Linked DNA regions of Homo sapiens: region 2 is linked to region 1. A link is an interaction called in ENCODE POLR2A ChIA-PET data of the cell type or tissue named here. Cell type or tissue: OCI-LY7. All regions are shown on one strand. Each heading gives the region's core, and the rest is flanking DNA. Links, peaks and the distances in the headings are about the cores only.

Evidence for each region. Peaks named below come from ENCODE experiments on the same cell type or tissue, not always from the same donor. Only the 100,000 strongest peaks of a DNase experiment are listed, where the experiment ranks them.
Region 2: POLR2A ChIA-PET joins it to region 1 with 5 read pairs; 2 of 35 experiments call an interaction of 5 or more read pairs at or near these places.

The regions. Positions count from the first base shown.
Region 1 is chr17:38,803,451-38,811,064 of GRCh38, reverse strand. CWC25 (CWC25 spliceosome associated protein) reads left to right here. Exons shown (of 10, transcript NM_017748.5): 5 at 470-597; 6 at 1,300-1,363; 7 at 4,089-4,300; 8 at 4,670-4,768. Among named protein-coding and RNA genes, the nearest start is that of PIP4K2B, 7.7 kb to the right of the region's middle. In OCI-LY7, for the core only: no CTCF peak of the experiment used is centred there; no DNase peak of the experiment used is centred there; H3K27ac peaks cover 839 bases.
Region 2 is chr17:39,356,231-39,361,230 of GRCh38, reverse strand. The region is part of intron 1 of FBXL20 (F-box and leucine rich repeat protein 20); the gene reads left to right. Among named protein-coding and RNA genes, the nearest start is that of FBXL20, 43 kb to the left of the region's middle. RefSeq lists an enhancer at 1,821-2,115. In OCI-LY7, for the core only: no CTCF peak of the experiment used is centred there; no DNase peak of the experiment used is centred there.

The DNA of each region.
Region 1 (7,614 bases), core at 1,457-6,456:
GAGATGGTCTTTCACCATATTGGCCAGGGTGGTCTCGAACTCCTGACCTTGTGATCCTCCCACCTCAGCCTCTCAAAGTGCTGAGAGATTACAGGCGTGAGCCACCATGCCCAGCCAGTAATCTTTTTTTTTTTTTTTTTTTTTGAGACACAGTTTCACTCTGTCACCCAGGCTGAAGTGCAGTGGCACAATCTCGGCCCACTGCAACCTCTGCCTCCTGGTTCAGGTGATTCTTGTACCTCACCTCTCAAGTAGCTGGTATTACAGGTGCCCACCACCACACCCAGCTGATTTTTGTATTTTTAGTAGAGATGGGGTTTTGCCATGTTGGCCAGGCTGGTCTCGAACTCCGGACCTCAAGTGATGATCTGCTCCACTCAGCCTCCCAAAGTGCTGGGATTACAGGCATGAGCCACTGCGCTGGCTGGTCTCAGTAATCTTGTGTGCTTGTGTTCTCGGCATTTTCCAGTTGCAAATGAGTCTGGAAAAAAAGGAGAAGAAGAAAAAGAAGGAGAAGAAAAAGAAGCACAAGAAACATAAGCACAGAAGCTCGAGTAGTGATCGTTCCAGCAGCGAGGATGAGCACAGTGCAGGGAGGTGAGCATGTGGCGACTGGCCTCCCTTCTCGTTGATTCACTTGCTCATTCACTCATTCATTCCACAGACATGAACACCTGCCCTGTGCTGGAAGCTGCCAGGTACTGGGCATTCAGTGATGAACACTTGAACATGGGCCCAGTGCCCACAGAGCTTGCCATCTAATGCTAGAGTTCCTTGGAGATGCTAAATGTGAGTGGGTATCTTGGCCATGCTGCTGGAGAGAGACCCTTAATAATGCTGACTTTAGCCTAGTAGGTCTTAGGTAGGTCAGACATCCTGGGGGTGACTCTGTTTCATCTCAGCTTAGGATTCCTTCAAGACTGAAGTGGGCTTTATATAGGCTTTTTTTAATGGACTGATGGCTGATGTGGGCCCATTTTGCATGTCTTCCTGTGGAAGCAGTCAGCTCCGCCGCTGCTGAGTCACTATTTGTCCCTGGAATAGCAGCATGAAGTGAGAGGAGAAGGTGTTCAGGCGTTGGGGCTTAGAAGCGAGGCCCACAGTTTTTCACAGGAAAATTTGATTGTGCTGATGCATTTTTCGGCATAGACAGTCCAAATAGAGAAACGTACTGCCAGGTAACTGCTGGGAGGCGGAAAGGTCACATTGGAGGCAAGAAGCATAGTTCAGCATAAGATATTTAAATTGGACCTATATATATTTTCTTTTTCAATGAGTGTGTGTATTTTGATCTCTTAGATCACAGAAGAAGATGGCAAATTCCTCCCCTGTTTTGTCCAAAGTCCCTGGATATGGCTTACAGGTAGGGATGTGGGCTTCTTGAAAGGAGTGACTGTGGGACTGTGGGATGTGCCACTTGGACAATGTGGATAGCAGGGAGGTGGGCAGTGAAGCCTGGGCTGCTGGGAAACAGGCCCATTCTTATCGCTGAGCACCTTCTTGTGGCTGATGACCCTCTGAGCAGAGAGACTAAACCACCAATGGGGCATTGAGACATTCTACCCATCCCTCTACAAATAATTTACATGAAATGCACACATTTTAAGTGTATAGGTTTTTTTGTTTTTTTTTTTTTTTGAGACGGAGTCTCGCTTGTCACCCAGGCTGGAGTGCAGTGGCGCGATCTCGGCTCACTGCAACCTCTGCCTTCCGGGTTCAAGCTATTCTCCTGCTTTAGCCTCCCGAGTAGCTGGGATTACAGGCGCCCACCACCACGCCCGACTAATTTTTGTATTTTTAGTAGAGACAGGGTTTCGTCATGTTGGCCAGGATGGTCTTGAACTCCTGACCTCAGGTGATCCCTCCGCCTCGGCCTCCCAAAGTGCTGGGATTACAGGTGTGAGCCACCGTGCCTGGCCTAAGTGTGTAGGTTGATGATTTTTGACAAACATAAATCTGCTGGGTTCTTTTTTTTTTTTTTTGAGTAGCAGTGCATCATTATTTTGCCTAGGCTGGTCTCGAACTCCTGAGCTTAAGCAATCTTCTGAGTAGCTGGAAGTACAAGTTCAAGGCACCTGGCTTGACTTCTGTATTTCTGTATTTTTTTTTTTTTTTTTTGAGGTGGAGTTTTGCTCTTGTTGCCCAGGTTAGAGTGCAATGGCGCGATCTCAGCTCACCACAACCTCGACCTCCTGGGTTCAAGCAATTCTCCTGCCTCAGCCTCCCGAGTAGCTGGGATTACAGGCATGCACCACCATGCCCGGCTAATTTTGTATTTTTAGTAGAGACAGGGTTTCTCCATGTCAACCAGGCTGGAGTGCAATGGTGCAATCTCAGCTCACTGCAACCTCTGCCTCCTGGGTTCAAGCGATTCTCCTGCCTCAGCCTCCTGAGTAGCTGGGATTACAGGCACCTGCCATCACACCTGGCTAATTTTTGTATTTTTAATAGAGACAGGGTTTCTCCATGTTCGTCAGGCTGGTCTCAAACTCCTGGCCTCAAGCTATCCGCCTGTCTCGGCCTCCCAAAGTGCTGGGATTATAGGCGTGAGCCACCATGCCTGGCCTCATATTTCTGTATTTTTAACCTTGGGTCCTGTCCTCCATGCTTCTGCATCTCGCTCTTCCTTAACCTATAGTGAAGAGCTAAGCCAGGTGTATTCTTTTCTTTCTTTTTTTTTTTTGAGAGGGAGTCTCGCTCTGTCGCCCAGGCTGGAGTGCAATGGTGCGATCTCGGCTCACTGCAACCTCTGCCTCCTGCATTCAAGTGATTCTCCTGTCTCAGCCTCTTGAGCAGCTGGGACTACGGGCACCCACCACCACACCCGGCTAATTTTTGTATTTTTAGTAGAGAGGGGTTTGACCATATTGGCCAGGCTGGTCTCGAACTCCCGACCTTGTGATCTGCCCGTCTTGGCCTCCCAAAGTGCTGGGATTACAGGCGTGAGCCACTGCACCCAGCCAAGCCAGGTATATTCTTTTCTTTTCTTTTCTTTTTTTTTTTTTTTTTGAGATGGAGTCTCACTCTGTCGCCTAGGCTGGAATGCAGTGGCGCCATCTCGGCTCACTGCAAGCTCTGCCTCCTGGGTTCATGCCATTCTCCTGCCTCAGCTTCCCAAGTAGCTGGGACTACAGGTGCCCACCATGCCCAGCTAATTATTTTGTATTTTTAGTAGAGACAGTGTTTCACCATGTTAGCTAGGATGGTCTTGATCTCCTGGCCTCGTGATCTGCCTGCCTCAGCCTCCCAAAGTGCTGGGATTACAGGCATGAGCCACAGCACCCAGCCATCTTTTTTTTTTTTTTTTTTGAGACAGGGTCTTTCTCTCTCATCCAAGCTGGAGTGCAGTGGTGTGATCCTGGCTCACTGCTGTCTTGACCTCTTAGGCTCAAGGGATCCTTCTGCCTCAACCTCCTGAGTAGCTGGGACTACAGGCGTGTGCTGCCACACCGAGCTAATTTTTAAATATTTTGTAGAGACAAGGTCTCACTAGTTGCTCTGGGTGGTATCAAACTCTTGATCTCAGGCAGTCCTCCTGCCTCCGTCTCCCAAAGTGTTGGGATTCAAGGTGTGAGCGACTGCACCTGGCTGACCGAAGGAGATTCTTTTAGGGGATTCTGCAGATAACTAAGTTTATACAGTTCTCTGTGATAATTCTATGTGATGATATTGGTGTGCTCAGTGAGCTCCTTATGTAACATTTCCTGTTTCACTGCCTTTTCTTTTTTTTTTTTTTTTTTTTGAGACGGAGTCTCGCTCTGTCATCCAGGCTGGAGTGCAGTGGTGCGATCTCAGCTCACTGCAACCTCCACCTCCTGAGTTCAAGCAATTCTCCTGCCTCAGCCTTCTGAGTAGCTGGGATTACAGGTGCCCACCACCACGCCCAGCTAATTTTTTAATTTTCAGTAGAGACAGGGTTTCACCATGTTGGCCAGGCTGGTCTCGAACTCCTGACCTCAGGTGATCCCCCCCGCCTCGGCCTCCCAAAGTGCTGGGATTACAGGCGTGAGCCACTGAGCCCGGCCGCGTTTTCTCCTGAATAGCTGGATTTTCCATGTGAATAACTTCTCTTTTCCTTAATGATGTAGGTCCGGAACTCTGACCGTAACCAGGGTCTTCAGGGTCCTCTGACAGCAGAGCAAAAGAGAGGGCATGGGATGAAGAACCATTCCAGATCCAGAAGCTCCTCCCACTCACCCCCAAGACATGCCAGCAAGAAGAGCACCAGGGAAGCAGGGTCCCGGGACAGGAGGTCTCGATCCCTGGGCAGAAGGTCACGGTCCCCAAGACCCAGCAAACTGTGAGTGTGGGATTCACTGGGAAATAACCTGTGACTGTGGGGGCCTGGTCCCAGCAGGCATTTGTTTTTGCTTTTGGTGATGTCCGTCCATTGACTTTCCCAAATGTCTTTGCTTTGGTATTTCCTTTACATCATTTTTTTTTTCCACCTCAATGTAAAGCTCAGGCATCCAAAGCCACATATCTGTAGGTGTATTCTGTGCTTTGGGAGCTCTGGGGTGAGTCTAACATCAAACCCTATACCTTTGTTTTTCTCACACTTAGATTATACCTCTAAGACCATTAGCTCATCTTGCATTGTTTGAGGGATTCAGTGTAAGCCCCTGGACCAAAAAGGCTTTTTCCTCTTTGCCTTCTGTGTCTGCTACAGGCACAACTCTAAGGTGAACAGGAGAGAGACAGGCCAAACTAGGAGCCCATCACCTAAAAAAGAGGTCTACCAAAGGCGACATGCTCCCGGATACACCAGGTGAGTCAGGAGCCCAGTTGATTAACCACATTTTGCAGGCCTGAATCTAGAAGGGGCTCAAACCATGGCAAATGGATAATCCATCATTACCTTTTCGACGAACCAACTTTTATTTATCTTGCCAACCTGTAAGGGTCTGCGTCCCCTGCCTCCAGCCATGTGAGGACATTGAAAGGACGAGGTAAGGCTGGGCGTGGTGGCTCACGCCTGTAATCACAGCAGTTTGGGAGGCTGAGGTGGGTGGATCACCTGAGGTCAGGAGGTCGAGACCATCCTAACCAACACGGTGAAACCCCATCTCTACTAAAAATATAAAATTAGTTGGTCATGGTGGCACATGCCTGTAATCCCAGTTATTTGGGAGGCTGAGACAGGAGAACTGCTTGAACCCAGGGGTTGGAGGTTACAGTGAGCTGAGATCTCACCACTGCACAGCAGCCCAGGCGACAGTGCAAGACTTTGTCTCAAAAAAAAAAAAAAGTCTCTTAACAAAAACCAAGCCAGACACAGCAGTCCATGCTTGTAATCTCAGCGCTTTGGGAGGCTAAGGCAGGGAGGATCACTTAAGGTCAAGGGATTAAGGTTGCAGTGAGCTACGATCAAGCCACTGCATTCTTGCTTGGGCGACAGAGCGAGACCCTCTCTTAAATTAAACCCTCTTTAAAAAACCCCTCAATTATTCTCTCTGGGTGTGGTGGCTCATACCTGTAATCCCAGCAGTTTGAGAGTCCAAGGCAGGAGGATCGCTTGAGGCCAGGAGTTCCAGACCAGTCTGAGCAACATAATAAGACACTATCTCTACAAAAAATTATTTTAAAAACATTTAAAAAAACAAAAGCTAGTAGTTCTTTGCCCTGCCTGATCCCACTTTTAGTCATGCTACCCAAAGGCAACTACTTTCAGCTTTTTCAGTAGTTTCTTTTCATAGCTACATATTCCTAAAAATACAAATATGTTGCTGCCTCTTCATCCATTAATTTTAGATATTAGATATTTTCTTTTTTCTTTCTTTGTTTTTTTTGGAGACAGCATCTTGTTGTATCTCCCAGGCTGGAGTGCAGTGCCACAATCTTGGCTCACTACAACCTCTGCCTCCGGGGTTCAAGTGATTCTCCTGTCCCAGCCTCCCGAGTAGCTGGGACTACAGGCACATGTTGTCACGCCCAGCTAATTTTTTTTTTTTTTTTCTGAGATGGAGTTTCATTCTTGTTGCCCAGGCTGGAGTGCAATGGCCCAATCTCGGCTCACCACAACTTCCGCCTCCTGGGCCCAAGTGATTCTCCTGCCTCAGCCTCCTAGGTAGCTGGGATTACAGGCATGTGCCACCACACCCAGCTAATTTTTGTATTTTTAGTAGAGACAGGCTTTCTCCATGTTGGTCAGGCTGGTCTCGAACTCCCAACCTCAGGTGATCTGCCTGCCTCGGCCTCCCAGAGTGCTGGGATTACAGGCGTGAGCCACCACGCCCGGGCTTCCTTTTTTTTTTTTTTTTTTTTTGTCTCGCTCTGTCGCCCAGGCTGCAGCGCAGTGGCACGATCTCGGCTCACTGCAACCTCTGCCTCCCGGGTTCCAGCGATTCTCCTGCCTCAGCCTCCCGAGTAGCTGGGACTACAGGCGCATGCCACCATGCCCAGCTAATTTTTGTATATTTTAGTAGAGATGGGGTTTCACCATATTGGTCAGGCTGGTCTTGAACTCCTGAGGTCAGGTGATCTGCCCGCCTCAGCCTCCCAAAGTGTTCGGATTACAGGCATGAGCCACAGCACCTGGCCCTAATTTTTGTATTTTTAATATAGATGGGGTTTCAATGTGTTGTCCAGGCTGGTCTGGAACTCCTGAGCTCAGGCAATCCACCTGCCTTGGCCTCCCAAAGTGTTAGGATTACAGGTGTGAGCCACCGTGCCCGGCCAGATCTTAGATATTTTCTTACTGTTATAGTAAATAATCTGTTAGTGTAAATGAGCTCTCATACACTCCTAGTCCCATGTTTCTTCTATCCCTATCTTTCCAATATGGTTACATCAGAATTTTTGGTTCAGTGAGTATGTGGATTCATACTTGTATGATATATAAATATTGTTTACTGATACTTTTCATTCCTAAGCCAAGCAGAATATGGAGGTTACATTTCCTTTCTTGTATGATTTGTATATTTTTTCCTAGTGTCAGTATTTGCTTCCTGCAATCTAAACCATGTCTTTGAGTTCTAGGAAATTTTCTTGTATTATTTCTTTGATAACTTCTTTCTTCTCCCTACAAGGTCTCACTCTGTTGCCTAGGTTGGAGTGCAGTGGGGCGATCATGGCTTACTGCAGCCTCACACTCCCAGGTTCAACTGATCCTCCTACCTCAGCCTTCCAAATAGTTGGGGCTACACGGGTGCCACCATGCCCAACTAATTAAAAAAAAATTTTTTTTTTGCAGAGATGGGAGGTCTCACTTTGTTGCCTAGGCTGGTCTTGAACTCTTGGACTCAAGCAATCCTCCTGCCTAAGCCTCCCAAAGTGCTGGGATTACGGGCTAGAGCCACTGTGCCTGGCAATCGTTTTTGTTTTTTTTTTTTAAGCCTCCTACTCTCATTTGAATGCTCTAATATCTTTCATTTATTATCTGAAGCAGATTTTTAATAGTAAATTGTTTTTCGTTTGGAGGTTTTTATTTTTTTTTGAGACAGAGACTCACTCTGTCACCCAGGCTGGAGTGCAGTGGTGCGATCTTGGCTCACTGCAACCTCCGCCTCCTCGGTTCAAGCGATTCTCCTGCCTCAGCCTCCCAAGTAGCTGGGATTACAGGCACACACCACCACACCCAGCTTATTTTTGTAATTTTAGTAGAGACAGGGTTTC
Region 2 (5,000 bases), core at 1-5,000, 550 kb before region 1:
TCCTCCAACTCCTTCTTCTAGACCTTCACCTCTCTAGATCTTCCCATGGTTTCATTATGGTCTAATTCTTGTAACTCCTGTTCCCTAACACTCAGGTGACTTTGCTGTCCTGACTGAACCTTGCTTAATACAGAAATTTATACTCAGAAATGCAATGCAATAATAAAAACCTAGAATGTGGCACTGACTTTAGGATCAGGTAGCAGGCAAAGGCTGAACGGGTGTCAAGAAGCCTGTTGGTGGAGGCTGGAACAATGGGGGAAATTGCTACTAGAATCTGGGAAAAATATGACCCATGTCATGTATTAATACATGTAGACTAACTGGCAAAAATATGACCATTGGTAACAACTGGTATATCTAAGGAGATTTCTAGGCATTGTTTTGGGGATGTGAATTGGCCTCTGAACAAGGAGTTCCTGGGGTGGTATATGGGAAGCTGTTATCTGAATAGCTACTGTCTCTGATGCTTAGCCAACAGTGGTTTGAGGCCACTGTTGGTCAGCAAGGCCAGCGTTCGGGAAGAAAGCCAGACATAGAGCAGAGGACAAAGTGGATTCTGACAGACATTTCTGAATCTGTCTCTGAGTGTGAAAAGATCATGAAAGTCATCAAAGTGTATTCATCATGCCTCACTCTGCTTTCCAAAATCTTGTTCCATTTTTGTCCCGCTCCTAACCCAAACCATGTAGAGAAAAGATTTCTGGGAAACACTGTTACTACCGTAACCAAATTGACTCAGTAAAATCTGTCACAGAACCACATCAAATATTGAAAATTTAAAATTGACAACAGTGTGAAATTTGTTTTTAAATCATTTTTATTATAAAATATGCATAAGATGTACCACGTAAAGCAATTTCAAGTGTACAGTTCAGTGACATTAAGTACATTCACATTGTTATGAAACCTGTCACCACCATCCACATGTAGAACTTTTTTCATCTTCCCAAACTGAAACTTCTCTAACCATTAAACAGTAACTCCCCATTCCCTCTCCCCTTTTAGCCCCTGCCAACCACCACTATCCTTTCTCTTATGAATTTCACTACTGTGGGTACCCTTTGTAAGTGGTACTTTTGTGACTGGTTTATTCCACTTAGCATAATGTCTTCAGGGTTCATCCATGTGTCAGAATTTTTTCATTTTTAATACTAAATAATATGTAATATATGTTTTTATGTAAATTTTATATAATCATAAAACAACATAATTTTAATATTTTATGTTTATACATTTAATACTTTAATGTTTTATCTGAATAATTTAATTCTGTATGTAATAATTGCTTTTTAATACTAAATATTCCATTTTATGTAAAAAGCACATTTTGTTTATTCATTCATCTGTTGGACACCTGAGTGACTTCTGCCTTTTGGCTGTTGTGAACCTGCTTTCAGTTATTTCAGATATGTACCAAAATAGGAATTGAAGAAATAGGAATAAGAATAGGAATTGCCGGATCATATGAAAATTCTGTTTAATTTTTTAGGGAACTGCCATACCGTTTTCTGTAGCAGCCACACCATTTTCCATTCCCATGAGCAATGCAGCAATGTCTCTTAAGGTTTCCAATTTCTCCACATTCTCACCAACACTTGTTACTTTCTGGGTTTTTTTTTTTTCCAAGATGGAGTCTCACTCTTGTTGCCCAGGCCGGAGTGCAGTTGCGTGATCTTGGCTCACTGCAACCTCCGCCTCCCGGGTTCAAGCAGTTCTCCTGCTTCAGCCTCCGGTGTGCTACCACGCCTGGCTAATTTTTGTATTTTTAGTAGAGACAGGGTTTCACCATGTTGGCCAGGCTGGTCTTGAACTCCTGACATCATGATCTGCCCGCCTTGGCCTCCCAAAGTGCTGGGATTGCAGGCCCACCTCTGTTGTTTGTTTTTGAGACAGGATCTTGCTGTGTCACCCACGCTCAGGCTGGAGTGAAGTTGCATAATCCTGGCTCACTGCAACTTCCACCTCCTGGACTCAAGCCATTTTCCTGCCTCAGTTTCCCAAGTAGCTGGGACTACAGGTACAAGTGCGTGCCGCCACGCTAATTTTTTATATTTTTTTTGTAGATATGGGGTTGGCCAGGCTGGTTTCAAACTCCTGAGCTCAGGCGATCAGCCCGCCTCAGCAGCCTCCCAAAGTGGTGTGGTGGGATTATAGGCGTGAGCCACTGCGCCTTGCCAGATTTTTTGTTTTAGAAAATAGCCTTCCTAATGATTGTGAAGTGGTATCTTGTGGTTTTGATTTGCATTTTTCTAATGATTAGTGATGTTTAGCATCTTTTCATGTGCTTATCGGTCCCTTGTATATTTTCTTTGGTGAAACGTCTGAATATTCAAGCCTTTTGCCCATTTTTTAGTTGGATTGTTTTTTGTTTGTTTTTCAGTTTGTAGGATTTCTTTATATACTCTGGGTGTTAACTCCTGAGATAGATATTTGCAAATATTTTCTCCTAATGTGTAGGTTGTCTTTTCATTCTGTTGATAGTGTTGTTATTGTTTCTACTGAGAGGTGTTTTTTTTGTTTGTTTTTTTGTTTTTTTGTTTTTTTTTGAGACAGAGTCTCACTCTGTTGCCCAGGCTGGAGTGCAGTGGTTTGATCTCAGCTCACTGCAACCCCCACTTCCAGGGTTCTAGTGATTCTCCTGCCTTAGCCTCTGAGTAGGTGGGATTACAGGCGTACGCCACCACGCCCGGATAATCTTTGTATTTTTAGAAGAGACAGGGTTTCGCCATGTTGGCCAGGCTGGTCTCAAACTCCTAACTTCAAGTGATCCACCCACCTCAGCCTCCCAAAGCGCTAGGATTACAGGCATGAGCCACTGCTCCTGGCCTTATATGCCATCTTGAGAAGGCTAAGGGATGCCCGAATAGCTAGTAAAACATTATTTCTGGGTGTGTCTGTGAGGGTGTTTGTGGAAGAGGTTAGTATTTAAATCAGTAGACTGAGTAAAGAAAGATCCGCCCTCACCAGTGTGGGCCAGCATCATCCAATCAGCTGAGGGCCTGAATAAAACAAAAAGGTGGAGGAAGGGAGAATACTGCCTCTCCTTGAGCTGAGACATTCATTTTCTCTTTTCCTTGGACATCAGAGCTCCTGTTCTGGCCTTTGGACGCTGGTAATACTGCCTCACCTCCACTTCTGGTTCTTAGTTAGGCCTTTGGACTCTGACTGGATTACATTATAAGCTTTCTGTGAGACAGTTCTTATAATAAATCTCTTCATATGCATATGTATGAGAAGAGTTTATATATATGTAATTGTTTCTGTTTCTCTGGAAAACCTGAACTAATACTTTGTTCAAAAGTTGAGGCAAAATAAAAACGTTTCCAGATAAGCAAATACTGAGAGAATTTGTTAGCAGGCTTGCCTTACTAAAGGAAGTACTTCAAGCTGAAATGAAACGCTATGGTACCAGATGGTAACTTGAAGAAAAAGAAGAGCAGAAGTTAATTTCAGAGGTAAATATGAACGACAATAAGTAAATGTTTCTTTTATTATCTTGACTGAATTAAAGGCATTTGCCAGCTGGGCATGGTGACTCACCTGTAGTCGCAACACGTTGGGAGGCTGAGGCAGCTTCGCTTGAGCCCCAGAAGTTGGAGGTTGCAGTGAGCTATGTTTGTGCCACCGCACTCTAGCCTGGGTGACATAGTAAGACACTGTCTCAAGAAATAAAGGGGGTTTCGCGTAAGATGATAATTATAAAACTGTTTAAGATACCAGAAGGCAATATAAAAGGAACAGAAGAACAAAAGATATGAGACAGAGAAAACATACAGAATGAGAGGCATGCCTAACAGTGACAGTGAATTGTTGACATAAAGATATATGTATAGATTAATGGAACAGTATTGAGAGTCTAGAAATAATGCCAACATTTATGGTCAAGTGATATTTGATTAAGGTACTAAAGCAATTCAACTGGGCAAAAAAAGTCTTTTTTTTTTTTTTTTTTGAGACAGAGTTTTGCTCTTGTTGCCTAGGCTGGAGTGCAGTGTGGCACGAACTTGGCTCACTTCAACCTCCTCCTCCCGGGTTCAAGTGATTCTCCTGCCTCAGCCTCCCAAGTAGCTGGGATTACAGACATGCAGCACCACGCCCGGCTAATTTTGTATTTTTAGTAGAGACGAGGTTTCTCCATGTTGGTCAGGCTGGTCTCGAACTCCCAACCTCGGTGATCCACCCGCCTTGGCCTCCCAAAGTGCTGGGATTACAGGCATGAGCCATTGGACCCAGCCCCATTTGCTTTAAAGACTATTTCAAATGGGGCTGGGTACGATAGCTCATGCCTGTAATCCCAGCACTTTGGGAGGTCAAAGTGGGAGGAGCTCTTGAGTTTAGGAGTTTAAGACTAGCCTGGGCAACATAGTGAGACCTTGTCTCTACTGCAAAATTAAAAAAAAAAAAATTAGCCAGGTGTGGTGGCACGCACCCGTAGTTCCAGCTTCTCAGGAGGCAGAGGTGGTAGAATTGCTTGAGCCTGGGAGGTCAAGGCTGCAGTGAGAGGTGATTGCACCACTGCACTCCACCCTGGGTGACAGAGTGATACCCTGTCTCAAAACAAACACAAATGTAGGCCGAGCGCAGGGGCTCATGCCTATAATCCTAGCCGCCTGGGAGGCCAAGGCAGACAGATTGCTTGAGTCCAGGAGTTCAAGACTATCCTAGGCAACATGGCGAAATCCCGTCTCTATAAAATATAGAAAAAATAGCTGAGCGTGGTGATATGTACCTGTAGTCCCAGCCACTTGGGGGGCTGAGATGGGATGATCACTTGAGCCCAAGAAGTTGAGGCTGCAGTGAGCCATGATTGTGCCACTGTACTCCAGCCTCAGTGACAGAGTGAAACCCTGTCTCAAAACAAAACAGATGGTGGTGAAACAATTGTATATCTGCATGCAGACAGATGAAGTTGTGCTCTCACCTCATACCACATATGATAATTAACTCAAAATGGATCTTAGACTTAAGTGTATAAGCTAAAACTATAAAACTTTTTT